Regions from separate parts of the Homo sapiens genome. Here region 2 is linked to region 1. A link is a loop called in an ENCODE intact Hi-C map of the cell type or tissue named here. Cell type or tissue: tibial artery. All regions are shown on one strand. Each heading gives the region's core, and the rest is flanking DNA. Links, peaks and the distances in the headings are about the cores only. Region 1 overlaps DMP1-AS1 (DMP1 and DSPP antisense RNA 1). Region 2 overlaps DMP1-AS1 (DMP1 and DSPP antisense RNA 1).

The links. Hi-C counts contacts between places; a loop is a spot of excess contacts. Peaks named below come from ENCODE experiments on the same cell type or tissue, not always from the same donor. Only the 100,000 strongest peaks of a DNase experiment are listed, where the experiment ranks them.
Region 2: a loop joins it to region 1, with 1.8 times the contacts of the local background. A loop is called at or near these places in 2 of 110 quality-filtered maps.

The regions. Positions count from the first base shown.
Region 1 is chr4:87,615,273-87,631,437 of GRCh38, forward strand. The region is part of intron 3 of DMP1-AS1 (DMP1 and DSPP antisense RNA 1); the gene reads right to left. DSPP (dentin sialophosphoprotein) reads left to right here. Exons shown (of 5, transcript NM_014208.3): 5 at 1-1,601. The coding sequence ends at 1,296. Among named protein-coding and RNA genes, the nearest start is that of DSPP, 15 kb to the left of the region's middle. In tibial artery, for the core only: no CTCF peak of the experiment used is centred there; no DNase peak of the experiment used is centred there; H3K27ac peaks cover 950 bases.
Region 2 is chr4:87,565,261-87,581,425 of GRCh38, forward strand. DMP1-AS1 (DMP1 and DSPP antisense RNA 1) reads right to left here. Exons shown (of 4, transcript NR_198971.1): 4 at 2,799-3,273. Among named protein-coding and RNA genes, the nearest start is that of DSPP, 35 kb to the right of the region's middle. In tibial artery, for the core only: no CTCF peak of the experiment used is centred there; no DNase peak of the experiment used is centred there; H3K27ac peaks cover 1,045 bases.

The DNA.
Region 1 (16,165 bases), core at 7,507-12,506:
AGTGACAGCAGCAACAGCAGTGACAGCAGTGATAGCAGTGACAGCAACGAAAGCAGCAATAGCAGTGACAGCAGTGATAGCAGCAACAGCAGTGATAGTGACAGCAGTGATAGCAGCAACAGCAGTGACAGCAGTGATAGCAGCAACAGCAGTGATAGCAGTGAAAGCAGTAATAGTAGTGACAACAGCAATAGCAGTGACAGCAGCAACAGCAGTGACAGCAGTGATAGCAGTGACAGCAGTAATAGTAGTGACAGCAGCAATAGCAGTGACAGCAGCAACAGCAGTGACAGCAGTGATAGCAATAGCAGCGACAGCAGTGACAGCAGCAACAGCAGCGATAGCAGTGACAGCAGTGATAGCAGTGACAGCAGTGACAGCAGTGATAGCAGCAACAGCAGTGATAGCAGTGACAGCAGTGACAGCAGTGATAGCAGTAATAGTAGTGACAGCAGCAATAGCAGTGACAGCAGCAACAGCAGTGACAGCAGCGATAGCAGTGACAGCAGCGATAGCAGTGACAGCAGCGATAGCAGTGACAGCAGTGACAGCAGCAATAGCAGTGACAGCAGTGACAGCAGCGACAGCAGTGATAGCAGTGACAGCAGTGACAGCAGCGACAGCAGTGATAGCAGTGAAAGCAGTGATAGCAGTGACAGCAGCAATAGCAGTGACAGCAGCGATAGCAGCGACAGCAGCGACAGCAGCGATAGCAGTGACAGCAGCGATAGCAGTGACAGCAGTGACAGCAGCAATAGCAGTGACAGCAGTGACAGCAGCGACAGCAGTGATAGCAGTGACAGCAGCAACAGCAGTGACAGCAGTGACAGCAGTGAAAGCAGCGACAGCAGTGACAGCAGCGACAGCAGTGACAGCAGCGATAGCAGCGACAGCAGCGACAGCAGCGATAGCAGTGACAGCAGCAATAGCAGTGATAGCAGCGACAGCAGTGATAGCAGTGACAGCAGCGACAGCAGCGATAGCAGCGACAGCAGCGATAGTAGTGATAGCAGTGACAGCAGTGACAGCAGCGACAGCAGTGACAGCAGCGACAGCAGTGACAGCAGCGACAGCAGTGACAGCAATGAAAGCAGCGACAGCAGTGACAGCAGCGATAGCAGTGACAGCAGCAACAGCAGTGACAGCAGCGACAGCAGTGATAGCAGTGACAGCACATCTGACAGCAATGATGAGAGTGACAGCCAGAGCAAGTCTGGTAACGGTAACAACAATGGAAGTGACAGTGACAGTGACAGTGAAGGCAGTGACAGTAACCACTCAACCAGTGATGATTAGAACAAAAGAAAAACCCGTAAGATTCCTTTTGTGAAAAGTTTGGTAATGGGATAGGAAAAAAAGATTTCCAAGAAAGTAAAGAAAGGGGAGAAATAAACATAAGACGTATGTAAACAAAAACAACTGGGGGAATCAAATCAAACAGTTGGATTCAGAACCAAGACCTAACTCCTGCAGAGACAGACTCTGAATGCATGACCTTTGGTACATGCCTGTTAATATTCATGTTCTGAAAATATTTTGTTAAAAGTGTAAATCTAAACATAAAAGAACAATTAAAATATTCTTTAATACTTCACACAGAAACCTCAAGTAATCACTACATGATAACTTCAATTTAAGTGCCATGTGCTGCAGAGAATGTAGCAGGCAGACACATCTTAAAAGCAACCTGTGGCATTGCCTTAAGTCTCCATAGTTATATATTCTGGAGAGGTGGTCTGCTTACCGCTGAGTAAAAGATGCTGTACTGTGATAGCCAACTTGGCTTTGGATTCAGTTGCTTGTTCTATGGAAGAAATACATTTATTTGTTACATGAAAAAAAATTGCAGCTACTATTCAACCTACCTGGGCTATGGGAATAATCTTTCTAATGATCAAATAGAGTAGTTATAAGTCACAGAAATTCTAAAGAGTGCTAGTCAGAAAGAGCTCAGAGACAGGTTGATGTATAAAATCTGATCTGTAATCTGATGTATAGCATCTGATGTTAAAATCTGATGTAAAAAAATACATCTCAACAAACCACTGGAAATTTAGTACAAAGTCCCTAAAACTATTGACAAAGCTGATGCAGTGCTTAGAACAGTGTCTTACTCCCAGGAGCCACTCTCCAAATGTTAACCAGTAAATGACACATGAATGACTCTGGAGGAGCATCACTTAGAAGCGCGGTGGCTCACGCCTGTATCCCAACACTTTGGCAGGTCGAGGTGGGCGGATCACGAGGTCAAGAGATCGAGACCATCTTGGCCAACATGGTGAAACCCCGTCTCTACTAAAAATACAAATATCAGCTGGGAGTGGTGGCGCGCGTCTCTAGTCCCAGCTACTTGGGAGGCTGAGGCAGGAGAATCGCTTGAACCCAGGAGCGGAAGTTGCAGTAAGCTGAGATCGTGCCACTGCACTCTAGCCTAGCGACAGAACGAGAGTCCGTCTCAAAAAAACAAACAAACAAAAAAACTGTGTTATGTGGTATCAATTATTTATCTTTACATCAGTCTCACCAAGTCATTCTTAGTTCACATTTCCCTTGAAAACCTCAACACGCCAAAACTTCTAAACCAGACCCTGAGTCTCCCTTCCCACTATTAATCTCTTTAATAAAGCTAAAGCTGCTGGTGGGTAATGGTTTGGAAAACTTCTCTTTCTTATTTGAGAGTCATATATGCAGTTACGATCTGAGTATATATCACTCAGCTTTGGCATGAATGAAGGTAATTCTTAGCCCCAAGATGAAGCCCAATTTCTAGAAAATGACAATCTTAAAGGTGTATAGAGAATAGAGATTGATATTTAATAGTGTGGAGATATAGTTTATCATCTAAATTAGGGCACTTTGGAGAATGAAAGGGGTGTTATGAGTAATTATACGGAGACAGGAGATATAAATTGGGGTTGTCCCAGGGAAACTGGGAGATACTATAACCCTAACCCATAAACCTTAAGGGTATTTTTCAAGATTTAGTAGTGACGCTTTGAAATCTCCATCTTTTTCCATTGAGGTAATTATTTTAGCTTTGTTCTAAAGCAAAGCTGAAAATCTATAGAGTGAGATTATGAATGCAACTTCTTTAATGTTAATTTTCAACCAGTTGTTAGTTGACCATTTACCTTCTAATATTAGGCATATTTTATGAAGAGTTTCAGGAGGTTTATTTTTCTGCCTTCTTCCTCCTCTATGCAAGTGTCCTTAGGTAAGAGATCAACATTGTGAGGAGTATTGTTGAAGACTTTAAAAATACTATTCATAAACTTCTTGGTAACTCTTAAGAGTGCAAAATGTCCAGGTTTGTACTACATCACAGTCATGTCATGACTCTAAACTTCTTTCCATATAATATGTTCTAGGTTTTTAATTTCTTTAGATTTTAGGGTTTTTTCTTTCGTTTTGTTTTGTTTTAATTTGTAAAGCATTGCTTCTAGTATGTGTCACAACTATTTCAAAAGGTTGCTATGAACACTAAGTCAGGCAATGGACATGGAACTCTGTAAACTACACAAGATACATAAATGAAGGAGATAAATCTCGGTGTTATAATAAATATCCATTTATTAAAGTAAATATCCTTTTATACAATTGCTCACAAAGAAAATTCCCTTCATCCTAAAGAGTTTGCAAATACCCCCTCTATCACAAAATCTGATGTATAATATTTCTTTTAAAAATTAGCTATTTTTAATTAAAAAAGTAATATATGTATATGCACAAAATAAAAAAAACAAACACCATAAAGAGGTATACAGAAGTATTATCTTAAATCTTGACCCTTCTACACTCCCAGCCCTCTATATCTCTTTCCTATTGCCTATAAGCAATTCCCATTACTAATATCTTGTGGAGCGTTTCAGAAATATTCTATGTACATACATTCCCCTTTTAAAAACATGTGGAAGTTTACTATACACAATGCGTTCATCTTATTTTTTTCAATTTAATAAATACCTTAAATATTGGTTCATAGCACACAGATCAACTTCATTTTTCTTCACGGGTGTGCTGTATTTCGTTTTATGAAGTGCCATAAGGTATTTGATCTGCCTTTATTGTTCCATCACTTTCTAAGCCATTTCCAGTCTGATAAAAGTCTCTGCAGATATTGCCTGCAGTAACAGCCTAAGCTGGATCAATTTCTAGCCAGTTCTTATAAAGAATTTACTTTAAGAAATATTTAGAGGCAGGGAATGTTCAGAATCTAGGGTTGATACCAGAAGTAACAAAGATATGATCTTGATTTTCTTATATAATCACATCTGCATTGACTTCTGGACTTTCAGGGAAAGAATGGAGCAGACACACTACAAAAGAACATCGCAAAAGTAGATCCTTTGAACACAAGAAGTCTGGTATTAGGAAACAAAGCTTATTTTGAGTTATTTTCTGGAATAAAGATTAATAGGCTGTCTGCTAATATTGCCCACAAAAACAGTATTTTTTAAACTGCAGGTTGCCACTCATTTAGTAGATCATATCAATTTAGTGACTAATGATAAATATTTTATAAAACAAAAGAATAAAAAAGAAAAATCATAATGTACCATCTGTACTGTTTTGTGAACCTGGATCATATCTATCTATATATGTACACACACAAATATGTCCAAGTGTACATGTAGTAGGACCTGATGGAAAATGCCTTTCTTATTGTTGATTGTAGTTTTAAAAAGTTTGAAAGCCATTGGTTTAGAAAATAATTACTGCTAGTAATCATTTTATATTCACTTTTTCACATTCACTTTTTCCCTAGAAACCTCTAAGTTTCTTTCCCACTTTGAAGCAGAGATTTTAAAGAAAAAAGAAAGAAAGAAAGAAGGATGTATGTGTAGACGGACAGGGAAGAGTGGCAGTGGAATGCGTTTCTAGATTTATCTGTACCACGGTAAAAAGAGCCAAGGAAACATTGTCACTCTTGAACAAGAGGCTATCAGGATGGTGCTGGTGGACTTGTTAGAAATTCAAGATTTCTTTCTGGCTGCATGGATTACTCCACAGATGACTGAAGACAAGATCTGAAAACTTACTCTCAGAGGTGGTCTTGTCCTCCCCATCGACCGGAGAATTCTCTCTGTGTCGGTCATACCACAAATCAGGAAATGTGGTAACAGGTTTTGTTGTTGTTGTTTAAAAAATATATTTTTTACATAAAAAGATAACATTTATAAAGTTATACTTCACCATACAAATACATTTAAAATTATTAACTGAAGTGTAATTTCCCAGAAGTCAAACTTGCTTTATGATTTGTAATGGAAGTTTTGAAAAACTTTAGACCAAAATAACCAGGAACAATTTTCCTCTCCCTAAAAGGAGCAGGAACAGAATAGAATAGTTTAGTCATAGATGAAAATATCATTGTGTTCTCACAGTGATCCATTCACTGCTGCTTGGAAGCAAATCCTCTAGAGAATGAAACAAACCAACAACACAATGTTCCCATCCTCTACCCTCTGAACAGGGATCTTGGGTTCAGATGCTGAAAAAGAAAAAAAAGAAAAAACTCAATTCCTATGGGGAAGTCTTGCAGCTCAGAAAAATTGTGCAAAATCTAAAGATACATGAGACTCAATCTGTCTTCCATGAGTTTGCCCAGTTCCCACTCTAGCATGAAGCACTGATTTTATAGAGCTTGATCATAAGATACTTCCCTTATTCCCAAACCCATTATTTTGGGCTTCGCAACCTGCTCTACCCATCTCTCCTTTACTCTGTTTCCTTATTTTCCTCCCTAGTCTTTTTCTCTTCAAAGAGGTTAAGAAAGCTCTGTGGGGAGGAAACTCTTCGCCCTTTGCAGATTTTAATTCCCAGGCATCTCCCTTTGTGAGAACCCAGACAAACCCCCTGGCCAGGGACTGCTGTGCTTGGGCTTATATCACTGGTCTTTTTGTACACTCCTGGATTTCAGTCTCAACCAGCTGGTTCCTACCTTCCTGGCACTTTCCTCAATTGAAACCACTGAATCTTTCTTTGCTATTCTAACTCCATCTTTTTTATTCTGAGACCAAACAGAACTGAAGGCAAGAGATACTCAGACTGCAACAGACCAACCCTTAGGTACAGCATGATGGCACACTTACTTCTTGTCTTATCCTAATATCTTGATTCCAACAAGTAGACTCGGACCTTGTCCCAAAGCAACAATTCCTTTTGAGTGACCTGATCTTCTAAGTTGGCTTCTGTCTAGGTTCTTCATACTATTCTGGTAAACGGATGAGAATTTCCCCAGCCCAATCACCCTGAGAACACCAGGAGCAAACCTGTTATCTGATACAGTTGACTTTATGGATGCAATGCAATGAAGGTGGCTGTGGACCACAGCAGAGGTGGCTCAGCAAAGGAAAAGATAGAATTATTATAGGATTTTGGGAATGAGTGGAATGTAGATAGTATTTAAATGAAGCAGTGTTTGAAAGGTTCAAAGAAAACAGGGATAAGGATTTGGATTATGAAATAGACCCAGGCTCCTGTTTCTTTGCAAGGTACAAAGTTAGGATGAAGATGGATTGTTGTATCCAGAAACCCCTTATCTGAATCTCTCTGCACCTGGGTTGTAAATTGAGACTGCTTCTGTGTCAAAAGAGCTTAGACTCTCCAGGCAAGAATGGAGTGTTTCATTCTTACCGATATAATCTACAGCAACAAAGTCTCTGATAATCTTTGATTTTGAAAAAAATAAAGTTTCTTAATGATTAATAAGGCAGGAGTCCATTCAACAAAGGGAGTTGTTATGACGCTTTATAGCTTCAACACCCTTAAGAGAAATAGTTCCTGTTCAGTTTGCTGCTGTCTTTATATATGTCTATTAATGTAGCCTGATAAATGGTGAGATTTTTTACTCTCTCACTCTGAGCTAATTTTTGTTTTCTGAGGACGTATGTCTCTGTTAAAACAAAGACTCTGCCTATCCCGCCAGTCCAGTGGTCCCCAACTTTTTGGCACCAGGGACCAGTTTCTTGGAAGACAATTTTTCCACAGACAGGGTCGAGGAAGGGAGGGGACGGTTTCAGGATGATTCAAGCCCATTACATTTATCATTAGATTCTCACAAGGAGAGTGCGCCCTAGATCCCTCGAATGCACAGTGCACAATAGGGTTTGCACTCTATGAGAATCTAATGCTGTGGCTGATCTGACAGGAGGCAGAGCTCAGCCGGCAATGCTTGCTTGCCTGCCACTCACCTCCTGCTGTGCGGCCTGGTTCCTAACAAGCCACAGACCGGTATTGGTCTGTGGCCCAGTGGTTGAGATCGCCTGTGCTAGTTCTTCAGAATCAGGCAGGATTCCCAGATGCCTGTCTGTTCTTTAAATATCACCCAATATCACCTGTTGGACTTTGCATCGCTCCCATCGTCTCTGTTTCTCTTTTGCTAATTATTATCTGTACCCTGAGAACACATTGCCACTTTGTGAATTCTTGTGTTTTGCATACAGCTTTCCTTGCTTAAACCCTGCAGCATGGCACAACTTCTTCACTCTCATTTCTCACCCACTCCACGTAAACGGAGGTTCACGTTCTGTCTCTTTTCTGTCTATCCTATTCTGTTACTAGAAGCCCACCATAAATTGTCAGGTTGTGGTAGTTAGCAGTTCTCATCTCTAAACTGAACTCAACAGTCTTCTCTGGAATCCAGGTCGCTGTGCACTAACTTTGTAGATGTCTTCTTTCCCAGGGGTTTCCTTGGCTCTGTGTTTCTGAAGTTCAATTTCTAATTTTGACATTCTTCTCCTCACCCTTTTTGGCTTGTCTGAAGGACAGTTAAAATAACACATTTTATTGTTTTTAAGATTTCCAGGAGATTTTATTTTGGTTTTTATTTTTTATAACTTCACCTTTTATTTTTGATTCGGGGTACATGTACAGATTTGTTACCTGAGTATACTGTGTGATGCTGAGGTTTGGGGTACAGTCGATCCCATCACCCAGGTACTGACCATTGTACCCAATAGTTAGTTTTGCAACCCCTCCCCTCTCCTACCTCTAGTACCCTCCAGTTTCTATTGTTGCCATCTTTATGTCCATGAGTACCCAATGTTTAGCTCCCACTTGCAAGTGAGAACATGTGGTATTTGGTTTCCTGTTTCCGAGTTACTTCACTTAGGATAATGGCCTCCAGATGCATCCGTGTTGCTGCACAAGACACGATTTCATTCTTTTATGGCTGCATAGTATTCCATGGTGTATATGTACCACATTTTCTTCATCCAGTCCGCCATGGATGGGCACCTAGGTTGACTCCATGTCTTTGCTATTTTGAATAGTGAGAAGAGTCTAATCTTCAAAACCTGTTCTGAGTTTTTTCTTTCAGTGAAGCTCAAATCTTCACCTGTCATTATCTGCCAGTTGATGGTACTGAATTTCATTTCAGGATTGTAAAAGAAGAGTGCAGCTATTTTGTTCAACCCAAAGTTCTCACCACAGTCCTCTTTTCCACTCCGACTAGATCCAGGACAAACAAAATAAGCAAAAAATCCACACAAATAATCAGAAAGCACATCCACAATATTATTCACGGCTCTCCACTTAGAAAGAGAAAGCCATGAAACAAAATGGCAATTGACAGGTAAGTAAACTTACCTGGACTTATCAGAGAGGCAAATGCCAGCTCAGTAATGCTAGCATTTGTGTATAGATAAGTTTGTCACCTATTGTCTTCCTTGCTTCACAGAACTATCTTCAGAGGAATGTTTGATGGAGAAATGTCCAAATCTAGATGTCTATTGGGTGGAGCTTTGGCAACACCATTGCCAGTTCTAGCTTTTTAGAATTCTTGAAATAATCTTATCAACCTGCAGGTGTTTGCAGTACCTACATCACTGCCAATCACAGCGTGACCAGTGAAGTAGTGTTGGCCTGTAATCTGATAGAGTTCAAAAGTTCAAAAGCACAGAAATGGAGAGCAAGTATATCTATCTTTCCTTTTCTTTTTTTTCTGGAGACGGAGTCTCGCTCTGTTGCCCGGGCTGGAGTGCAGTGGTGCGATCTTGGCTCACTGTAACCTCTGCCTCCTGGGTTCAATCAATTCTCCTGCCTCAGCCTCCTGAGTAGCTGGGACTACAGGTGCACACCACCATGCCCAGCTAATGTTTTGTATTTTAGTAGAGACGGAGTTTCACGTGTTGCCCAGGCTGGTCTTGAACTCCTGAGCTCAGGCAATCCACTCGCCTCAGCCTCCCAAAGTGCTAGGATTATAGGCGTGAGCCACTGTGCCCGGCCTGCATTTCTATCTTTTATAGCAACTTGACACTGTCATGAAATCCCATGTGATCATTTTTCTAGTAATTCATTTTCATTGAATTTTATGAAAGTATTGATCCATGATGGATTTGAAATTTAAAAATATAACCGGTTTTTAACCATAGGTAGTTTGAGAAATATCTAGCTATCAGATGACTGCGGTTGAATTAAATTTAGCCTAAAGCTGCCTCCTTGCATATTTTAAGTTTGGCCTAAAGGTTTATCCATACATAGTGAACTGTAACCTAACTGGATATGTAAACAGACTATAGCCTACCCTTGTAACAAGCAGCTGAGTCTCAGCCAATCACAGCAGGCATACTTCAACCACTCACAGCCAAATGTTCAAACCGTGTTCAAACAAGGAAAACACTGAGCTGTAACCAAGCTGGCTGTCTCTGTGCCTCACTTCTGCTTTCTGTAAACTGCCTTCCTATTTCTGTCCATAAATCCTTCTGACAATGCAGCAGCGCTGGAATCTCTTTCTATCTATTCTGGTTTGGGGGACTATCTGATTCATGAATCCTTCTTTGCCCAGTTAAACTCTGTTAAACTTAATTGGTCTAAGTTTTTTTTTTTTTTTTTTAAAGACAACTGAAAATTAGGCATCTAAATTATCTTGAAATACATCAGCGGATGTACATACTATATACTACATAAAAGGGCTACTTGAGTGAGGAGCTGAAGCATTTATCAGAGAAATTCATATTTCATGTGCCAGAAATCTCAGAGATGTTCCCCTTTGAGACTAACATGACTATCTGACATCCGTTAAAATGAGATTATTGGGCTACGGGTGGAAGACAAGATGAATAAAAACCTTAAAAATTAGGGGATTGTTTTTCTGAAATCCAAATCTCTTGATATTCCTGGTCTTTCAAGAAAGAATAACTAGCAGAATGTCCTTCTACCAAGCTCATGAGGTTGATTCTTAGGCAGGAATAGAGGTAGCTCTGAGAAGATGCAGCCATCTGCCTCTTTTTGATTTATTGTAATATTAACCTAAAGCTACTTTTTTTTTTCTATTCACTAGGTGTGAATGGGCTGACTTCCACCAGTGAAAATATAGGAAAGCCAAAAAATACTTTTTGTGTTCTTAGACCTACTGACCGTGTGGAAGGAAAAGCTTCCATGGGGAGTTACCCACCAAGGGCACTTACTAAATTCTACTGATAATCCTGTGGATTCTCAGTGAGGCTTTAAAAAAATGCCCCTCAAATGCCAAAGCAATTCAGCATGATAATTTAAAAAGCTGACGTGGGTATTTGTATTCATCTCAAGAATTCCATTAGATACGTTTATGTTGTGCTCTTAAAGGCCTCTCCTTCATCAACTCCTGTAATTTCTCCTCTTTTTAGCTCCCACATTCTCCTATCTTTTGTATTAGGTGATCCTGTTTTGGACTATCAACCCTGGTTTTTATCTTGGCCAATCTTTGGGACAACTACTAGCATTGGATTGGCTCTGTCAGCTGCTATCTCAGGTAAGAGGTTCTTCGTTGCTACTCTCTACTCCTTACCATCCTCTCACTGCTTCTCAGTAATAACCTGGTTTGTTTTCTGAATTAGTAATCACCTGTTTTGTTTTCTGAAACTCAGTAGAGTGATTGAGAGAAGAGCCACACGTGGAAAAGATGGAAAGAGTCCAGTGGTTCTCAAACTTGAGTATGTATCAGAAACCCACAAAGGCCTTGTTTTAAACAAAGATCCATCTCCTGTCTTTCCCTGCTGAGTTCCTGATTTGGTAAGGGTAAAGGCCAAGATTTGCATCTCTTAACAAATTCCCAGGTAAGGCTGATACTATTGCCTGGAAAATCACACCTTGAGAATCCCTGAGCTAAACAATGTCAACCAGGTGAAGTGTGTGTATTAGCATCTCCAGTGAAGTGGGTTTTTTTGGAAGGGAGGCTAGGTTTAATTACCTTGAATTAAATCAGGAAAGCCAAAGTTAAGATCTGAATGCTGCATATTGATTAATATGCTTACCTAGGACACAAACTCATCCATAACGACATCTTATTTTCCCTTCTGGAGTGTACGGTCAATAGACAATCTAGACTGAGAGGATTCCTTCATTGCAAGCTAAGTTAGCTTCTGCTAAGTAAATGAAATAGGTGTTTTCTATATTTTATAGGCATTGAAGATTTAAGGCAAGTTTTTATGACCAATGAGAATTCTCTTTTTCATATGTAGAAGTAGCAACCCTTGCCCTAAAAATTATTTTAGAAATTGTGATGGTTAATTTCATGTGTCAACTTAGCTAGGCCACTATACCCAGATATTTGGTCAAACATTATTCTGCACGTTTCTTCAAAGGCATTTTTAAGGTATTTTAAGTTAAAGTTAACAATTAAATCAGTAGACTTTGAGTAAATCAGAATACCCTCTCTATTAGTCCGTTTTCATGCTGCTGATAAAGAGATACCCAAGACTGGGCAATTTATAAAAGAAAAAGGTTTAATTGGACTCACAGTTCCACGTGGCTGGGGAGGCCCCATGATCATGGCAGAAGGCAAGGAGGAGCAAGTCACATCTTATGTGGATGGCAGCAGGCAAAAAGAGAAGGCTTGTGCAGAGAAACTCCTGGTTTTTTTTTTTTTTTTTTTTTTTTTTTTTTGAAGTCTTGCTCTGTCACCAGGCTGGAGTGCAGTGGCACGATCTGGGCTCACTGCAACCGCCTCCTGGGGTTCAATCGGCTCTCTTGCCTCAGCCTCCTGCGTAGCCGGGACTACAGGCGTATGCCACCACGCCCAGCTAATTTTTGTATTTTTAGTAGAGACGGGGTTTCACTGTATTGGCCAGGATGGTCTCGATCTTTTGACCTCGTGATCTGCGTGCCTTGGCCTCCCAAAGTGCTGGGATTACAGGCGTGAGCCACCTTGCCCAGCCGAAATTCCCGTTTTTAAAACCATCAGATCTTGTGAGACCCACTCACTATCACAAGAACAGCACAGGAAAAGACCCGCCCCTAAGATTCAATCATCTCCCAGTAGGTCCCTCCCACAACACGTGGGAATTATGCGAGCTACTAATGAGATTTGGGTGGAAACACAGAGCCAAACCGTATCGCTTTCCATAATGTGGATGGGCCTCATCCAATCAGTTAAAGGCCTTAATAGAGAAAAAACCGAGGTCCCGGGAAGATGAGGGAATTAGAGCAGATTCCCTTCAGACTCTTTAGAACTACAAGTCTTCCCTAGGTTTCCAGCCTGCCAGCCCACCCTGCAGTTTTTGGACTTGCCAGTCTGCACAATTGAGCAGGCTGATTCCTTAAAATAAATCTCTTTTTCTCTCTCCCTCTTTCTCTATATACGCATCTTACTGGGTCTGTTTTTCTGGAAAATACTGACTGATAAAGAAGTAATGACAACTCTAGAAAACTTCTTGCTACTTGATGGGAGAAACATTTGTACAGCATTTCCTAGGATGTGATCCATAAAACCCCGTTCTGAAGAATGTTCAATAGAAAGGGGGACTCTGGAGATTACCAGTAAGTATTATTAGCTCATAACAGGCTCTGAAAATCTCCATAGTTAAGAAGCTCATTGACTTTTTTAAACTAAGAAATTCCCAAATAAATCTGATCATGGAATCTTTTTTGCCCTGCATTAGTTACTGGCCACCGAGGGAATCTATATTACAGAACAATTTTGGGATTGATATTTTAATAATTTCATTCTCCCTTACCCAGAAGTTATATTTATCTGTACCCATTCTTTCCGCTTTCTGAGGTGCAGATGGTTTCTGCATCTGTCTAAGGCTGAGCCATCTGGGTCTTAGGCCTCTGTATTTGTCTCTTAGAGTTCTCATATGTCAGGTAAGAAATCCAGCTAACTTTCTGCTACCATCCTGTTAGGGAGATACCTTGGATGTCCAGCCCTAAGCTATCTCTGTAGTCACCAGAAATGTGACTGAAGAAGGTTTCAGATGATTCCTGTCCTAGCCAACATCTGAGAGCAAACACATGAGAGACCTCAGTTGTAAACCACTCAGCTGAATCTGTAGTTGACCCATAGAAGTTCAAAAGATAATAATAATAATAATAATAATAATAATAAATTGAGGTTTCAAGTCACTAGGTTTTGGGATAGTGTCATGTGCTGAATATTTGTCCCACTCCCCCCCATTCATTTGTTGAAATTTGAACCCCTAATGTGATGGTGTTAAGAGGTGGAGCCTGTGGAAGGTAAGTAGGTCATGAGAGTGGAGCCCTCATGAATGGGATTAGTGCCCTTATAAGAAGATGCCAGAGAGCTAATCTGCTCTCTTTCAGACATGTGAGAGACATCTACATGCCTGTGTCGCTCATCAGATTTTAAATTCCTGAAGAGCAGACAGTGTGTCTGTCTTATTCTTCCTTGGATCCCCAGTACAGTGCCTGGAAACTAATTTGATCAATAAATTCATGTTAAATACTGAATAACATAAAGAGTGCGGGAAGAAGTGCTTGTGAGTTGTCAGGAAGAAGACTATCTTCACTATTGTATTTGAAGGGGGCTTTAAAAGATGTGTAGGTTATGGCCGGGCGCAGTGGCTCACGCCTGTAATCCCAGCACTTTGGGAGGCTGAGGCAGGTGGATCACCTGAGGTCAAGAGTTCAAGACCAGCCTGGCCAACATGGTGAAACCCCATCTCTACTAAAAATACAAAAATAGCCGGGTGTGGTGGCAGGTGCCTGTAATCCCAGCTACTTGGGAGGCTGAGGCAGGAGAATCGCTTGAACCTGGGAGGCAGAGGTTGCAGTGAGCCGAGATCGCACCATTGCACTCCAGCTTGGGCAACAAGAGCAAGACTTCTGTCTAAAAAAAAAAAAAAAAAAATTATATATATATATATATAAAATAAAAATAAATAAATAAAAGATGTGTAGGTTATTGATAGGTAGCAAGGAGGGCATTCTGAGTGAGGTGAACCATTGATTAAAAGCAGAATGTATTGGGGGTACAATGACTAAACCAGTATGCCTGGAGCATAAGTTTCATAAGATTCATAGAGATATTATGAAAAAGAAGATGAGATACGGAGCTAAGAAAAAAATAATGTAGGGCAATGCTCGTTGCTACATTTCAATGGGTTTTGGTTTTTTAAAAATTTAATTAAAAAAACCCAGCAATTTCAAATAGTTTGACCTAAAGTAATAATAAACATGGTCTTGGACAAACCTATTCATTCCTTTAAATTATTCAAGGAAGGAAATGTTATCTTTTTTCAAAATGCCTACAAGGATTCTGTCTGACCCTGATGATAATTAACAAGTACCTAGAGAAAGAAGAGACAAAGAGGTTAAGGAGTGGAAGAAGAAATTGCAAAATTTTAAAAAGTTAAAACAGATCGAGACCATCCTGGCCATCATGGTGAAACCCTGTTTCTACTAAAAATACAAAAATTAGCCAGTTGTGGTGGCATGTGCCTGTAGTCCCAGCTACCTGGGAGGCTTAGGCAGGAGAATCACTTGAATCTGGGAGGCGGAGGTTGCAGTGAGCCAAGATTGCGCCACTGCACTCCAGCCTGGCGACAGAGCGAGACTCCATCTCAAAAAACAAACAAACAAACAAACAAACAAACAACAAAAAAGTTAAAAGCATTAGCAGGCCAGGTGCAGTGGTTCATGCCTGTAATCCCAGCAGTTTGGGAGGCCGAGGCAGGCAGATCACTTAGTCCAGGAGTTCCAGACCAGCCTGGTCAACATGGTGAAACCTCCCCTCTACAAAAAAATACAAAAATTAGCCAGGCGTGGTGGCATGTACCTGTAGTCCCAGCTACTCAGGAGGCTGAGGTGGGAAGATTGCTTGAACCCAGGAGGTGAAGTTGCAGTGAGCTGAGATTGCGGCACTGCACTCCAGCCTGGGTGACAGAGTGAGACCCTGTCTCAAACAAACAAACAAAAAAAGCATTAGTGAAGAAATAGCAATATATTAGACTGTTGAAAATAAGATTAGAAAATATACTAAAATGAGCACATAGATTTCAGTTGATATTTATGTATGTAATTTTATGTACTCAGAAAAGTAACCTAGTAGATATGTAGATATTCTATTACTAAGAAAGGAGAAACTTTTTTTGGTCTTACAATTAATGGGAATGTAAGAATGCTTTGAGAAGGTTACCAGTTTTCATGCCTGTGTTTAAAGAGGACAACTCTAACTTGGTTCATGTGGATTCTTAAACATACCAATCAAACCAAGGACTGCAAACGTGATAATACAATATGAAGCTTAATGCATATCTAAGTGAAATGTTTACCTGTCTTCATAATAATTACTGTCGTTGGGCTGGGCATGGTGGCTCACGCCTGCAATTCCAGGACTTTGGGAGGCCGAGGCAAGTGGATCACCTGAGGTCAGGAGTTCAAGACCAGCCTGACCACTGTGATGAAACCCCCTCTCTACTAAAAATGCAATAATAATAATAATAGTAATAATTACCATTGTCAAAGGTATCAGTGATTATTATGCTTCTGCTCATCAAATTTGGTTAACCTAGAGTGGCAAAACACCATTGATGTAATTGACTACTGGAGAAGTCACAAATCTATTTCAGCTTCACCTTTCTTATTATCTTTTGACATGATGGTGCATTAGATGAATATTTTTATACATATATAAATTTATAGAAATGTATGTATAATCTGGTTTGCCAAAATTACATACTTTAACAGCAAAGTGAAAAATCCTAATTGGTTAAAAAAAAAAAAAAGGCCATGAATAAGGGCTAGGTGCAGTGACTCATGCCTGTAATTTCAGCACTTTGGGAGGCCAAACGGGGAGGAGTGCTTGAGGGCAGGAGTTCGAGACCAGCCTGGGCAACATGTTGAGTCCCCAGCTACTCAAAAGGCTGAGCTTGGAGGGTTGCTTGAGCCCAGGAGTTGGAGGCTGCAGTGAGCTATAATCATGCCACGGCATTCCAGCCTGGGTAAC
Region 2 (16,165 bases), core at 6,724-11,723, 51 kb before region 1:
AGTTGCAAGGTAGTGGTTACCTCTGGCGGAGGGAGGCAGGGTATGAGATAGGGAAGATAACATTGGAGGATGTTACAAATTATGAATGTTTCCATTGTCATGCAGGGTGGTGTATACACAGGTATTTATTGCATAACAAACAAATTGTTCAACAAACAAATAGGTAAATAAATAAATAAATAAAAAGAAGGCCATGCCTGAACCAAGGATGAGACCATGTCATGAACCAAGTTTTATGATTAATTAAATTTTAGGCATCCAGCATTAGAAACACAACTACTGGATTTTTGATTGGGCAGAGATGTTTCTGGTTGAACCAGCAATGGAAGCAGGAAGAGCCCTAAACCTGGGGCAAGGGGAGAGACAGGATGTGGTGTGAAAGAGAAAGGAAAGAATCCCCAAGAAAGTCACACAAGTGGCCTAAAGGGAAAGGCTTGTGAGAAATCCCCTGTAGGAGCTGGTCCAGGAGCTTGGAAAAGAGAGCTGTCTAGGGGTCTATTTGAAGTTGTTTCCTGTTCTGATCCTTGGTATAAGTAATCTCCAGTATCCAAAGCCCACAGTAAAACTCTACTACATAGTTAAAATACATAACAAATAACAAACTCTCTTCATTCAATCACTCGTTCATTATATGCTTATTTATTGGGTTCCTATGGCATGGGGCACAGCATTTAGCAGCAAACAAAACAGACCAAGTCTTTGTTCTCGTGGAGTTAATACATCATTTTCCAGATGATACTAAATGCAATGGCAAACAATGAAGCTGTGTAACAGATTTAGGGAGAGCCGGGAGTGGAGGTGATTTATATCAGTGGTGCTTGGCCAGAATGAAGAGAAAGCAAGTGCAGGGATGGCTACCCGCATAGTGGAGTGGGGACAGAGGAAGGGGGATAGATAGTGAGTGGGGATTTGGAATTCTGCAGGAGCAGGGATTTGGCATCTAGGAGAACGTAAGTCCTCTTTACAGCAAACTGTGGGAACATTGGAGAAGGCTCTGGATTTCCCACCATACACAGAATTTGGCTTGTATTACTTAGTTTGTAAGTTAAAGGCAAAGTTAATTCTAAAAATTAGAGAACTTGGGGCGTCTGCCATTATACTTCTGTTTTTCTACTTTCTTTTGTATCAGTGGTTCTTAATCTGAAGGAGCAGTAGAGAGGAGCATGGGCATTTGTGCTTTGGAAGAGCTTTCCCAGTAATTCTGATATACCTCCTCTTCCTGCTTCCTCCCTGCCCCACATAACTCATGCCTCCATCGGTAAACATTGCTTATTTACAATAGTCATTCCTGGCTTAATTATCCTAGGGTAGCTCAAATAATCTCAGGCTATAATTTTTCCTTAACAAAGTAATAAATAAAATCATTGACAACATATTTAATTAAATATTTAGATTTTTAATTTAAATTTAAACATTTCAAAAGGTTGATAACATGTTTAAATTAAAAGCAACCTAGCAGAACATTTATTAGAAAACAGTAGAATTGTTAAATGAAATGCCAGGTTCCTCAATGCCCCACCTTAAGAATCATCATGTTAGAGATTGTTTTAAAATCATTTTCTTGATCCTCTTTAACAATGGCTTCATTTTTTATGACAATATTTGTTTCCAGTATGTTGGAAATGAAACTGGACAAAACAGTTAGATGAATGCTGAATTAGCATAAAGGTCTCTTTTTTGATTTCATCTGTGTGTTTAAAGTTAATGTGTTGAATGCTTAGTACTTGCCAGGAAATATTTTAAGCATTTTGTGTGTATTATTTAATGTTCACAATATCTCCATGAATTGTATTCATTAATATCCCCACATACAAACAGGGAAACTAAGGTACAGCTTCCTGAAGCTGGTGAGTACAGTGCTAGACTGTTATCCAGGCAGGCTGTTTCCTGAGCTCATGGCTTTAACTCATTTGCAATACTATCTCCAGTAAATACCAATGCAACTAATAGAACAATGTCTCAATATTATCCACCCCATGCATTTCACTTATCTCACTTGTTAAAATGCTTTGAAAAATTTGCTACCTTGAATTTTCAAAGTCTTCCAAGTTCATGATTATCAGCTCATGAATGCTAGAAGAAAAGATGATTCACTGCTGTCCAAATTAAAATGCAGCAGGTTCTAGCTGAAAACAGTCCAGGGTTAGCTGATGACTAAATCTAAATGTCACATAGAATATCCTATTTTATTTTTAGGAGCTCCAGGAAACAAAGATATCCAGGTACAAGCACATTACAAACTCAGTGGGCTTTGCCAGACAGCATAACTTAAGCATTTTATTTTGAGTAGAAAGAACTCACTTTGTGCCCTACAAACGGTCACGCAGTTTACTTTCATACTGTGTTCCTTCGTCTGCGGTTATTATTTCCTTCTAAAGTACACAGATAGAAACATTTGCTTGCATGAAGAAAACTTTTCCACACTCCTATTTTCTTTCCCCACCACATTCCATAGTAAAATAATATATTTTTTTACATCTCAAGTTACTTTTCTCCTTCTATAACTATTTTAGTATTTCCAGGATTTAAAAAACCACACACACACACCCCCACACACACACCCCAATCAGCATCTCTTCAAAAAAAGAAAGTTTGTGAGCTCTTAATTTCTCTATTTTGAAGTTGTTTTCCTCAGCTCCGATAACAAAGTTATCCTTAGGGCATAAGGAAGTAGGCTGTTTACAATTAGTTAACACCAGGTCATCCTTTTTTTGACTTAAACCAGTTTTGGGGCATCAGGTATTCTTAACATTGATGCTGTGAAACTTCTAATGACCACAGGATTCAGAATTGCGCTACCCAAGGCAATGTATAAGTTATATATATTGTAGATATTGAAACAAAAGTGGGACGAACACACCAACCTTATGATGCAAGGTAACATATTCCATTCTATTAAAACAATGCTAATTGGGACCTGTTAAGATGATTTCACAACTCAGAATGAGTGATGGCCCACCATCTGAGAAGCACGGGCCCTAAGCACAGCATCCGTGGATGGTGGATGGCGGTTTTCAACCCAGGCTGAATATTAGAATTACTTGTGAAACTTCTTAGTAGTACAGATCTCACAGAGGCCCTATTAGTTAAGAATATCCAAGGAGTCATAACGAACATTTCTGAAACTTTTCGCTTGACAGATTTGGGAGTACAGTCGGACCCGGGGAGTGACAAGAACAGCAGGTTCATTTGTCACCACGAAGCGAGATAAATGAAATCTGAGGGTGGATCCAGGTTTTGTGGGGCCTGAAGCTCGTACAATTTTGGAATTCTCTGTAAGAAAAATGATACAAAATTAGGCAAGAAGAGAAATATTTTTTGGTGAATGAGAAAACAAACCACTACAAATTACAAATTTTAAAAAGCGGACAAATCCAACAAATACAAAAAATTCACAAAAATAACATTTTTATTAATTGGTTACCTACACAGCTCGTTAATACTTTCTACTTTACATTTATTAGATTCATGCTCATTTGATTTATATTTGGAAATAATAGAAATAACAGAATAACTATCTGGTCTTTCATTTAGTATGGTTGATGGAAGCTTATTTTTTATTGATGATAGTTGAGAAATTTCTTCCAGCTTCACAACTTGTTATTGGAAATGTCAAGTGAATTTCTGCACTGTTGTCTGAATTCGTTTGTTAGGGCTCCCATTACAAAATACCACAGACTGGGTGACTTATACAACATGAATTTATTTTCACAAATTCTGGAGTCTGGATGTTCATGATCAAGGTGTCGGCAGGTTTGGTTTCTTCTGAGGCCTCTCTCCTTGGCTCACAGAAGGACGTCTTCTTGCTGTGTCTTCACATGGCTGTCCCTCTGTGTGTGTTTGTGTCCTAATCTCCTCTTCTTATAAGGACACCTGTTATGCTCCATCAGGGCCCATCTTAATGACTCCATTTTAACTTAATTAGCTCTTTAAAGATATTTTCTCCAAATACAGACACATTTTAAAGTACTGAGGAGGCGTTTTAACTTTATGAATTTTAGGGGGGACACAAATCAGCTTATAACATTGTTAAACTTGCAAAAACATCTTTCAGATACTTTCATATTAAAATTTTCCTTGTGCAGTGATTGATCCTAAGTACTCTGAACTATTGACATTTTAACTAATTTGATGGCTAGGTCCTCATTATATTAGTTTATTGCCATCTCTTTGTAGACATCAAAGCAGCAAAAAAGGAACACATTTTCCAATAATTTATTTTCCGTTATTATTTAGATTTTCTTTTTTTTCCTTTCTTTTGAGATAAGGTCTCACTCTGTTGACGAGGCTGAAGTGCAGTGGTGTGATCATGCCTCACTGCAGTCTTGACCTCCTGGGCTCCAGTGATCCTCCCACCTCAGCCTCCTGAATAGCTGGAACTATAGGTGTGCACCATCAAGCCGGGCTAATTTTTAGTATGTTTCGTAGAGAGGGAGTTTAGCCACGTTGCTCAGGCTGGTCTTGAACTCCTGGACTCAAGTGATCTGCCTGTCTCAGCATCCCAAATTCTTGGGATTACAGGCATGAGCCACTGTGCCTGGCCCATTATTTAAATTTTCAAACAATCCAAGCATTTACTTGTTACTTCTATTTGAAATTTGTCACATTATTTTAATGAATTACTGCTGTTGGTATAATCTAAAAAAAAATTTACAGTTTGTTTCCTCAACATTAATTTCAATTTATTTCATTTTTAATCTGTATTGGTTTTGTTTTATATGCAATTAATTTTTATTTAAAAATTTTCTGCTACTTAATAAATATTTAAATTATAAAAGAACCTATGATTTATATGAGACCAAATCAGAAGTTTGTAACTTGTCCCTGTTTTTTAAAGAAAACATTCCTAAACTTCTTGCCAAATTGCAGTTGAGCTTTATTATAATAAGTATGCCATTTTTTATGAAAAGAGAAAAAAACTTTTTTAACTGTATTTTTTTAATAACTGTATATCCTAACTTATTGGGTATATAATCCTGACAGGACAGAACTTCAGTTTGGACAAGGTAGAGATGAGAACTGAATCCTCCACTACATTTCACATGGCTGATGTGGGAAGCATTTGTACAGACTAACTTCTGTTTCCATACATTTCAAACTTTGTTTCTCATTGACTATCCACATGCTTCCAGTACCAATTGCCATAAGAGATGTTCATTTCTTGAACTGGCTCTGTCCTTACAACTTCAGGATGCCAGGTGAGTTGACACAGTGGGGGGTAGAAGTATTCCTGGAAGCCGTTTCTACACTGGAACAGTTAGCAATGACTTTACTATACACGGAAACGACTGTGAACCACAGAAGTATAGCCCACTCAACTCAAACTGAAAATGTCCCCATGTCACCTTTCACTTTTGCTATTTTCCAAAAGTGCCTGTGGTTACTCCAGCATCAGCGGACATAGGGGAAGTCAGAGTGGAAAGGGACAGAGGACTGAATAAATTGTGGCTAAAATAGCCTGCTTTTGAAGATCTCATAAAAACATGACTATCTGAATATATTGCTAGGGCCCTCCCAGAGTTCTGGAAGGGGCCGTACAAGTTAGGGCAGGGGGTGCTCTGCATCTTAGCCATTTATGCCTAGTGTTCCATTTTTGGAACGCTAAGCATGTGGGAGTTATTTACATCCTACTGCTCAAGATCATCGCCAGGTCTGATTTTTCACACACACAAAATTGCAACCTCTGGCATAGATGGGTTATGGTTCATTATCTTTATGAAAATCTGACTCTGGCGAAGTGTCAGGAAGCTCTGTTGCCCCCCATACCATAAGTGGTTATTTGAGGTTTCTCCCTAGTACAGTGGTTTCCCAAAGTGTGTCTCCAAATTAGTCCATGATGATTTCAATAATGGAAGAAAAAACAAAATGAAAAAGATAAGGACAGTGTGATATGTATGTATCACATGGGGTTGTCAACTGTTCTCCTTGAGAGGGACTGTCATTTCTGAAGGAGAGAATACCTTTCCTATTAATTTGGTGTCAACATATCCTTCCTTATTTGAAATAGTGACACCAATGGAGAGTAAAGTGTCAAGCTGGCAACCTTATGCTGGTCTCTCCCCCTTCTGCTTTTACTATCATAGATTCCATTCAGCCTGTTAGTCCCTTTGGGCTGCTATAGCAAAGTACATAGACTAGGTGGCTTCTAAGAACAGATATTTCTTTCTTCTTTTTAAATATTTTTAATTTATTTTATTTTTATTTTCTATTTCCATAGGTTTTGGGGGAACAGGTGGTGTTTGGTTACATGAATAAGTTCTTTAGTGGTGATTTCTGAGATTTTGGTACACTGATCACCCAAGCAGTTGTACATTGTACCCAATGTGTAGTCTTGTATCCCTCACCCCCCTCTCACCCTTTCCTCAGAGTCCCTGAAGTCCATTGTATCATTCTTATGCCTTTGCATCCTCATAGCTTAGCTCCCACTTATGAGTGAGAACATACAATGTTTGTTTTTCTATTCCTGAGTTACTTCACTTAGAATAATAGTCACCAATTTCATCCAGGTCACCGCGAATGCCATTATTTCAATTACAGACATTTATTTCTCACAGTTCTGGTGGCTAGAAGTCCAAAATCAGGGTGTCAGCACTGTCGGGTTCTGGCGAGGGCCCTTTTCCTGGGTTCTGGCAAGGGCCGTTTTCTCATGTTGTGGACTTCTAGCTGTATTCTAACGTGGTGGAAGGAGAGGATAAGAGAGATCTCCAGGGTCCCTTTTGTAATCTCATTCACGAAGCCTCCACTCCCATGACCTAATCACTTCCTAAAGGTCCCACCTCCAAATACCATCACATTGGTGGTTAGGATTTCAACATAGGAATTTTGGGGGAACAAACATTCAGCCCCTAACAAGGAAGAGAGAGAAAATGGAAGATTGCGTGGGACAATTTCTGGCCAGATCTATCTAGAAGTGCATTCATCTCTCTTTTTTTTTTTTTTTTTTTTTTTTTTGAGATGGAGTCTTGCTCTGTTGCCCAGGCTGGAGTGCAGTGGCACAATCTCGGCTCACTGCAACCACCGCCTCCCGGGTTAAAGCAATTCTCTGCCTCAGCCTCCAGAGTAGCTGGGATTACAGGTGCCTGCCACCACACCTGGCTAATTTTTTGTCTTTTTAGTAGAGACAGGGTTTCACCATGTTGGCCAGGCTGGTCTTGAACTCCTGACCTCACGATCCACCTACCTCGGCCTCCCAAATTGTTGGGATTACAGGTGTGAGCCACTGCGCCCGGCCTGTGCATTCATCTCTTTTGCCTACATTTCTTTGACCAGAACTCAGCCCCATTGTTCCACCCTAGTTATGTGAATAGCTGAGACATGTGTTCCCAGCAGGAGAATGCATTGGCAAACCACAGCATTACCTCTACCATGTGGACTTTTTCTGGATCCTGATAATGTTTTAAGCAGTAGGAGTAGAATATGATTATTATTTTAGGCCTCTAGTCTATTTCATTACTTTTTACCACATAAAGTGACAACCTCAATACCTAAATTTAGTATTGCTTTGTATTGTTGTGTAACAAATTATCACAGATGTACACCATCACCCAATTATTATCTCATAGTTCTGTACATCAGAAGACTGGCATGGCATGGCTGTATTCTCTGCTTAGAGTCTTACAAGTCAGAATCAAGGCATGCTTTTCTGGAGGATCTGAGGAGGAATTCACATCCAAGCTCATTCAGCTTATTGCAGGATTCTGTTCCTTGCTGTGAACCTGGGACTGAGGTTCTGAATTATTTGGCTGTGGCTCTTTCCATCTTCAAGCCAGCAATGGTGTATCAAACCCTTCTCACCTTTGAATTTCTCTGACTTTGTCTTCTGCTTTTAAGGGCTCAGGTGGTTACCTTGGGCCCACCCAAGTACTCCAGGATAATCTTCCTGTTTTAAGGTTTAACTGAGTCATAACCTTAATTACATCTGAAACGTCTCTTTCACTATGTAAAGTTACATATTCATGGCTTGTAATGCCAGGGGTCAAATGTCACTGGGACCAAAATTCTGCCTACTACACCAGGAGTATCTCACAGAGACAGCCTTCCTTCTATTTTCACTCATTTTCCAACTCTGTCAAAGACCCAAGAGAACTCTAGCCTCTCCCAAATGCAGCCGGAAGTACCACATGTTACCAGTTTTGCTCCTCTGTTTGATTACAGGTGTGTGTGGAAGAGTGGGCTGCTCTGTCTCACCACTGGCTGGGTGGGTGAAGAGGGGATGGGAGCACTGGGGAGGGGTCTGGCACTGTAGGTTGTGGTGGTGAGTGACACTACTGTGGTTGAGTCTTCCTTCTTTTAAAAATCAAATGTATTATACTATGGGGCTGACACACGTTCTTTAATGCCACTCTCGCTCATATTCTAACCCATTGGACCAATAAATTAAATAAAAAAGATCTAAAAAGAAAAGCACTCTTTTGTTAACACTAGATAAAAACTGTTTCAGGAATTCTCTCTCTTTAAAACTCACTTTCTACATACATTCAGATCCCAAGAAGTCTCTAGCAACTTGCAAACCTCACAGTCCAAAGTATTGGATATCATTGGTTTTTCTCCTCTACCCAAATGCAGATATCTGAGAGGGTGCGCTGGGGACACGTATCTGACATATTTTGAGGAGAGCTTATTAACAAAATTACAGTGCTCATAGGCAAGAGTAATGTGTTACATGCTTCTTTGTAACTCTAAAAAGAAACTTATCATCAGAGTGAGCAGGCAACCTACAGAATGGGAGAAAATTTTTGCAATCTATCCATCTGACAAAGGGCTAATATCCAGAATCTACAAGAACTTAAACAAATTTACAAGAAAAAAAACCATCAAAAAGTGGGCAAAGGATATGAATAGACACTTCTCAAAAGAAGACATTTATGCAGCCAACAAACCTGAAAAAATGCTCATCATCACTGGTCATCAGAGAAATGCAAATCAAAACCACAATGAGATACCATCTCACACCAGTTATAATGGTGATCATTAAAAAGTCAGGAAACAACAGATTCTAGAGAGAACGTGGAGAAATAGGAATGCTTTTACACTGTTGGTGGGAGTGTAAATTAGTTCAACTATTGTGGAAGACAGTGTGGCGATTCCTCAAGGATCTAGAACTAGAATTACCATTTGACCCAGCAATCCCATTACTGGGTATATACCCAAAGGATTATAAATCATTCTACTATACAGACACATGCACACATATATTTATTGTGGCATTATTCACAATAAAAAAGACTTGGAACCAACCCAAATTAGACTGGATAAGGAAAATGTGGCACATATACAACATGGAATACTATGCAGCCATCAAAAAGGATGAGTTCATGTTCCTTGCAAGGACAGGGATGAAGCTGGAAACCATCATTCTCAGCAAACTATCACAAGAACAGAAAACCAAACACTGTATGCTCTCACTCATAAGTGGGAGTTGAACAAGGAGAACACATGGACACAGGGAGGGGAACATCACATACCAGGGCTTGTCAGGGGATGGGGGGCTAGGGGAGGGATAGCATTAGGAGAAATACCTAATGTAGGTGACGGGTTGTTGGGTGCAGCAAACCACCATGGCATGTGTATAGCTATGTAACAAACCTGCACATTCTGCACATGTACCCCAGAACTTAAAGTATAGTAATAATAATAATAAAAGACCTTTCCAAGTTGCTATAAACTATAGGGGTGACAAAACTCTACTATTTTCTTAGGGTCTCAACTGGGCTTGAGAATTAAATTGACATAAGAGAGATTAACAGGAGAAAAACATACAAATGTATTTAGTACAAACTTTTTGTGGCATTTGAGCCCTCATAAGTAAATTAAAACTTGAAGAAGCAGAGCCAAACACTTACATACTGAATTGGACAAAGAGTAGTAAATTGCAACAAAGTGGTAAGGTAAAGGGCCTTGGGCTAGGTTAGTCAGTTGGGTAGAGAAGTGGCTGGGAAAATAAGGATTTGCGTAACAGGGTTTGTTTTGTGCCGAGTTCCTTGGCTTCAACTTCCCATCCTTGACCATAAGAATGTTGCTTTCTTTTCTAGTACAGGGAGGACTTTTTTACATGAGAATTTTGTCTCCTGTTTTTAAGAAATAGCATGAAGGTTAGAGTGATCTCGCATCTGCTGTTCTTTTTTTAAGTGCCTTTAACTTCAATATGTCAGAGCAGCATATTTTGGGGTGGCATATTTTTAACACCTTCAGAACATATTAGCAATTTGCTAAATTCTTGCTGAATGAAAGGATGAATGAATGAATAAAACCTGAAGTGTAGTTCAACTGTTGCAACATTATAAGCAAATGAAATTGAAAAAGACAGACCATGTAATGAGGTCAATGTGTGTAAGGAAAGCTATTCATGTCAGAAGAAAGAGCAGGTTCACATCACATATTGCGACTGTGGTTTCAATTGTTATGTCTAAACTCCAGAATGACTTGTTATAAAATTCTGCTTTTTGTGTTCTATGCCTCTAGTTTATGTTTTAAGATGGCATCACACTAACTGCTTCCCATAAAAAGAGTATTCTCATAGAAAAACAGTGTTTTCATAGATAGATAATTATAGTTGTTTGAATTGTCTTTCAAAACTAGACACACCATTTGACTCAAAGTTAGAAATTTATGTTAAGAGGTAAATACGGAAAACTAAATCTAACCTTCTGTTACTTTATGTAGCAGGGAGTCTGCTTCTATGCCCTACTGATCAATTCAGTAGAAAAACGTTTGCTAACATAGTGTTGAGTGGCAATGTAACTAACTACCTGAGTTTTTTGTTTTCCACCAAATGGTTTTAAGATTCTAACAATACAATGAAGATGTTTCTATTTTTAAATTGTACACAGGTATTTTGAAACAATTTGAATTTACATAACAGTTGCCAGAACAGGTAAAAGAATGCTATACAAATAAATAATAAAAACAAATGAATATTAAAATAATAAATAAATAATAATAAAAATAAATAAATAGAAAACTGCTATATCTCTTTCACCCAGATTCCTCACATGTTAACATTTTATTGCATTTGCTTCATCATCTACACTCCATTAATCATCAGTCTCTTTCTGAACCTTTGCAGAGTAAGTTGCAGAAATGACATTCCATGACCCCTGCAAATTCCAGTGTATCACAAAGGTAATGACACTGTCACATAATAGAGCCTATAACTTGTCAAATAAACATGTCAGCATTGATACAACATAACTATCTAATCCGAAGATCCTGTTCAAATCTCACTAAATAGCCCTACAATGTCTCTTTTTCCTTTTTGATTCAGGATTCTATTCAGGAAAAAGTGTTGCATTTAGTTGTCTTCTCTGTTAAGACACCAAGTTGGAATAGTTCCCACTCTTTATTTGCCTTTCATATGCCTGACAGTTTTAAAAAATAGAAGCCTTAGATTCTGTAGGATGATCCTCAGCTTTGGTCCATCTGATGTGTTCTCATGATCAGCCTCAAGACACGCATTGTTGGCAGGGATACCATGGAAATGATGCTGAACCGTTCTCAGTGCATCATGTCAGGAGGCCGGTGATGCTAACCTATCCTATTGCTAGTGCTGGTAACCTGGATCACTTGCTCACGTTGCTCTCTGCCAGAATTCTCCATCTTAAAGTCACCATTTTTCCCTTTATAATTGATCAGTATTTGGGAGATGTATGGGGGTAGTTATTCTGATACTGTACCTCATCTAATCGCCACTCACCAGCTATGGCATCCATTAACAGTTTCTGTCTTGATCAGCCCCCTCTATAGTGGTTGCATAATGGTTGTTCTCTATTTTTCACATTTAATAGCTGACATTCTGTAAGAAAAAACTTTGTCTTCTCCTCCATTTATTTACTTATTCCTTAATTTATTTATATCAGTATAGACTCATGGATTTCTGTTTCATCATGGGTCATACTTCATTAATACCATTATTTATTTTGACTTAAAAATTGTTCCCATCTTGGTCAGTGAGAGCCCTTTCAAGTTGGCTTTTGTACCTTCTGGATGTGTGCCCATCATGCCCATCATTCTTTTTTTTTTTTTTTGAGATGGAGTCTCGCTCTGTCGCCCAGGCTGAAGTGCTGTGGTGCAATCTCGGCTCACTGCAAGCTCCGCCTCCCAGGTTCACGCCATTTTCCTGCCTCAGCCTCCCAAGTAGCTGGGACTGCAGGCGCCCGCCACCACGCCCGGCTAATTTTTTTTTTTTTTTTTTTTTGAGACGGAGTCTCACTCTGTCGCCCAGGCTGGAGTGCAGTGGCACGATCTGGGCTCACTGCAAGCTCCGCCTCCCACTCCTGGCTAATTTTTTTATTTTTAGTAGAGACAGGGTTTCACCATGTTGGCCAGGATGGTCTTGATCTCTTGATCCGCTTGTGATCCACTTGGCCTCCCACAGTGCTGGGATTACAGGCGTGAGCCACCGTGCCCAGCCTCAAGAAACTGCCTTTTTTTTTTTTTTTCCAGACAGAGTCTTGCTCTGTTGCCCAGGCTGGAGTGCAGTTGCGCGATCTCGGCCCACGGCAAGCTCCGCCTCCCGGGTTCATGCCTTTCTCCTGCCTCAGCCTCCCGAATAGCTGGGACTACAGGCACCCGCCACCACGCCCAGCTAATTTTTTTGTATTTTTAGTAGAGACGGGGTTTCACCTTGTTAGCCAGGATGGTCTCGATCTCCTGACTTCGTGATCCGCCCGCCTCGGCCTTCCAAAGTGCTGGGATTACAGGCGTGAGCCACCGCGCCTGGCCACCCGTCATTCTTTAGTATTTATGTTCTTTCTGATATAAAAAGATATTCTAGACTCATCTTGTGTTTTTTATTTTTGCCTTCAGTCCTAGAATTAGCCAATCAATGCCTTTCCTGAGGAAAGAGGTGTTCTCCAAGGAGCTCTAATTTCTTTCAGAGGAGAGTGGTATTTAGCAAGACATGTGTGATTTGGTGTACTCAAATCCATTTGCCTGGGATCTTGACTTTAGTACCTACAAATCAGGCCCTAGGCAAGGCATTTAACCTTCCTGTGCCTCAGTTTCCTCGTTTGTGAAACAGGGATAAAAATAGTTATCACCTTATGTTATTGTTGTGAGACCCAAGTAAGTTCATCCATGTAAAGCTCTTAGTGCTTAGCACATACTAAATTCTCAGTAAATTCTAACTATTATTTTCAGTTGAGGTAGGGTTACTTTCCTCAGTTTATTCAAGGATAAAACAACCCAGAGCCCCGGAAATGTAACATGCTCCTTGGACTTTCTCAGTCTCATTTCCTCAACCAGACATTTAGTAGGTCATAGTCATTTCTAAATTGAGGCTTCTGTCCAGGGTTAGAAGTACAGCTATTGTGTGTAATTGATTGATGATATATTGTTTAGTTACCAAATAAAAAGGGGCAAAGATTTTTTTTTTTTTTTGAGATGGAGCCTTGCTCTGTTGCCCAGGCTGGAGTGCAGTGGCACGATCACTGCTCACTGCAACCTCCACCTCCTGGGTTCAAGTGATGCTCGTGCCTCAGCCTCCCGAGTAGTGGGGATTACAGGCACACGCCACCATGCCCAGCTAACTTTTTTAAATTTTTTTAAAGTAGAGGTGGGGTTTCTCTGTTAGCCAGGCTGGTCTCAAACTCCTGACCTCAAGTGATCTGCCCGCCTCGGCCTCCCAAAGTGCTGGGATTACAGGCTTGAGCCACCACACCTGGCAGGGGGCAAAGATTTTTAAAAATTCTTAAGAAAATTAGAGATCCAGACAGTTTTCTTGTTCATATCAGCAGACATAGCAGAAAGCCTCTGTCCTCAGAAGAGAGCCTATGGATTTGGACAGATGTCTGCACGGGAACTTGATGGAGACTCCAGAGTTCCACTTCCTAATGTGACAAACCCACAAGAGAGGATCTGAATGATAATGGCATCAATAGTGTGCCTAGTGCATGAAAGGAAGAATGGCTCAAAGAAGAAGAGTGCCTGAATGAAGGCCACCTTGAATTTTCTGTACAATGTATCTCAAGTAGTTGAGTGATCTACTGAGTAGGGTCCTTTAGGGTCATTCACTTTTACACTGATTAATGTCTATCAAAATTCTGTTTTAATCTTTCCTTGACAGTGACTAATCAAGAGACCTGGTCATACCTTAAAACTGTTCTTATTTCATTACAGGACAGAGAAGTTTGTTTTCTTATGTTTCATGAGGTATTTTTTTAAATAAAATCTGTAATTCACATTTAAGGTTTTTAAATTATTTAAAAGAATGTTCTTTTCTGCTATTTTTGTGTGTGCCTGTTTAAAACTCTCCTATATAGATTTTATAGTGCAAATCAGAATCCTTTTAGACATGCAATTTTATATTGTGCTGACTAAGCCAAAGTTTGTACAGTCATCTGTATCCTTTTACTGTTTTTATCCTCTGACATGATTTTAGATAATGATGAAAAATAGACCTGCCGAAAACAACACCAACATTTCTGAAGAGTGAATTAATCCCTTCCTGTTTGCAATTTGGGTATCGTTGGTGACATTATCACATATCTTCAAACTTGGAAGATGACTGTGGTATAGCTTCCTGCCTCCTCCAATACAGCAGCCATCAATTTAGACAAAATACAGACATAATTATGTCCCTGAAAAAACAGAAAGGATGGTAAATTTCTCTTACAAGTGAGTGAAGACCCAGGCCTCCCAAATTTAGCCAGCTTTCTCTTGCAGGGACTGATTCTTGCCTCATCTGTTTCTCCCACAGAAAACACATCCTTTGACAAAAGTGAGAGAGTGTTTTGTGGGAAAAAAAAAGAGATCCAAGAATTAGCTTACTTTGTGTGAAATAATGCCTTCCTCGACTGCATGCATCACTGAGATATTGATTTATGTTTTTTACTTTGACAGTTTAAATTTTAGATAGAAATAATTTACTTTCCAGGATATCTTTTTGGGTATAGTACAGTGTCTTTTAAACATTCTCCATGTAAGCATGTCAATTTGCCTGAAGTTCCCCTGTCCCTGGATCAGGTGCCGGCATGCATTTCCTCTCTCTCTGCCAGCCTGCTGCTCTCACCCTCCCACCCCACCACCAGATCAGAGGAGGGCTGTGGTCCCAATAGAGGTGCTCAATTCACTGATCCTTTGGAGGAGGTAACAGAAGCAGTAGTGGCAGGAGATGGGGGTCGAAGGAAGGGGCATGGAGCCAGCAGACTGAAAAATACTACCGTGGGCTTGCATTCAGCAGTGTCTACCTTGTGAACCATATCAGAGCTGGACTCCAGGACACTGATATGTAATTACCTATTCTGTAGGGAAAAGGAAAGACTCAGTATCAGTAATAACAAACATGCCTATTGTTCTTTTCTGGTTACAAAATATTTTTACACATATAATATTTGATTCTCATAATAACTTTGTGAAGTAGGCATAAAAGGCATTCTTATTAGTCATGCCCCTTTGCAAATGAGACAAGCGAGGTTCAGAAAGTTTAAATGGCTTACTAAAATACACAAAGCTAAGAATCATCATCACCATAGCAGCTAACATTGATCTAATCCTTATTATATGCCAGGCACTGTATTATGTGCTTTATATGGATAGTTTTTTTATTTTTATTTTTATTTTTTGAGACGGAGTCTCGCTCTGTCGCCCAGGCTGGAGTGCAGTGGCGCGATCTCGGCTCACTGCAAGCTCCCCCTTCCGGGTTCCCGCCATTCTTCTGCCTCAGCCTCCCGAGTAGCTGGGACTACAGGCGCCCGCCACCACGCCCGGCTAATTTTTTGTATTTTTTAGTAGCTATGGGGTTTCACCGCGTTAGCCAGCATGGTCTCAATCTCCTGACCTTGTGATCTGCCCGCCTCAGCCTTCCAAAGTGCTGGGATTACAGGCGTGAGCCACTGCGCCCGGCCTATATGGATAGTTTTTTAAATTTAAGATAGCAAACTGCAAAACCAAAACCCAAAAATAGGCAAAGCTCTGTATCATTTCTACTATACCAAACAGCCTTCTTCAACAGTAATTCTCAGACACCCAAAAGTAAGTATTAGGAAGTCCAATACAAAATTTAAATTCCCAGAAAGCAACAGATCCTATAACTAATATCTTATAGTTAGGCCTACTTTAAGAAGATTTTTGAGAAAATGATTTATTTAAATTGACTATCCTTTCCAAATTTTTTCATTCAGTTTTCTATTACATTGACACATCTTATGATTTCACAAAAAGTGGGTAG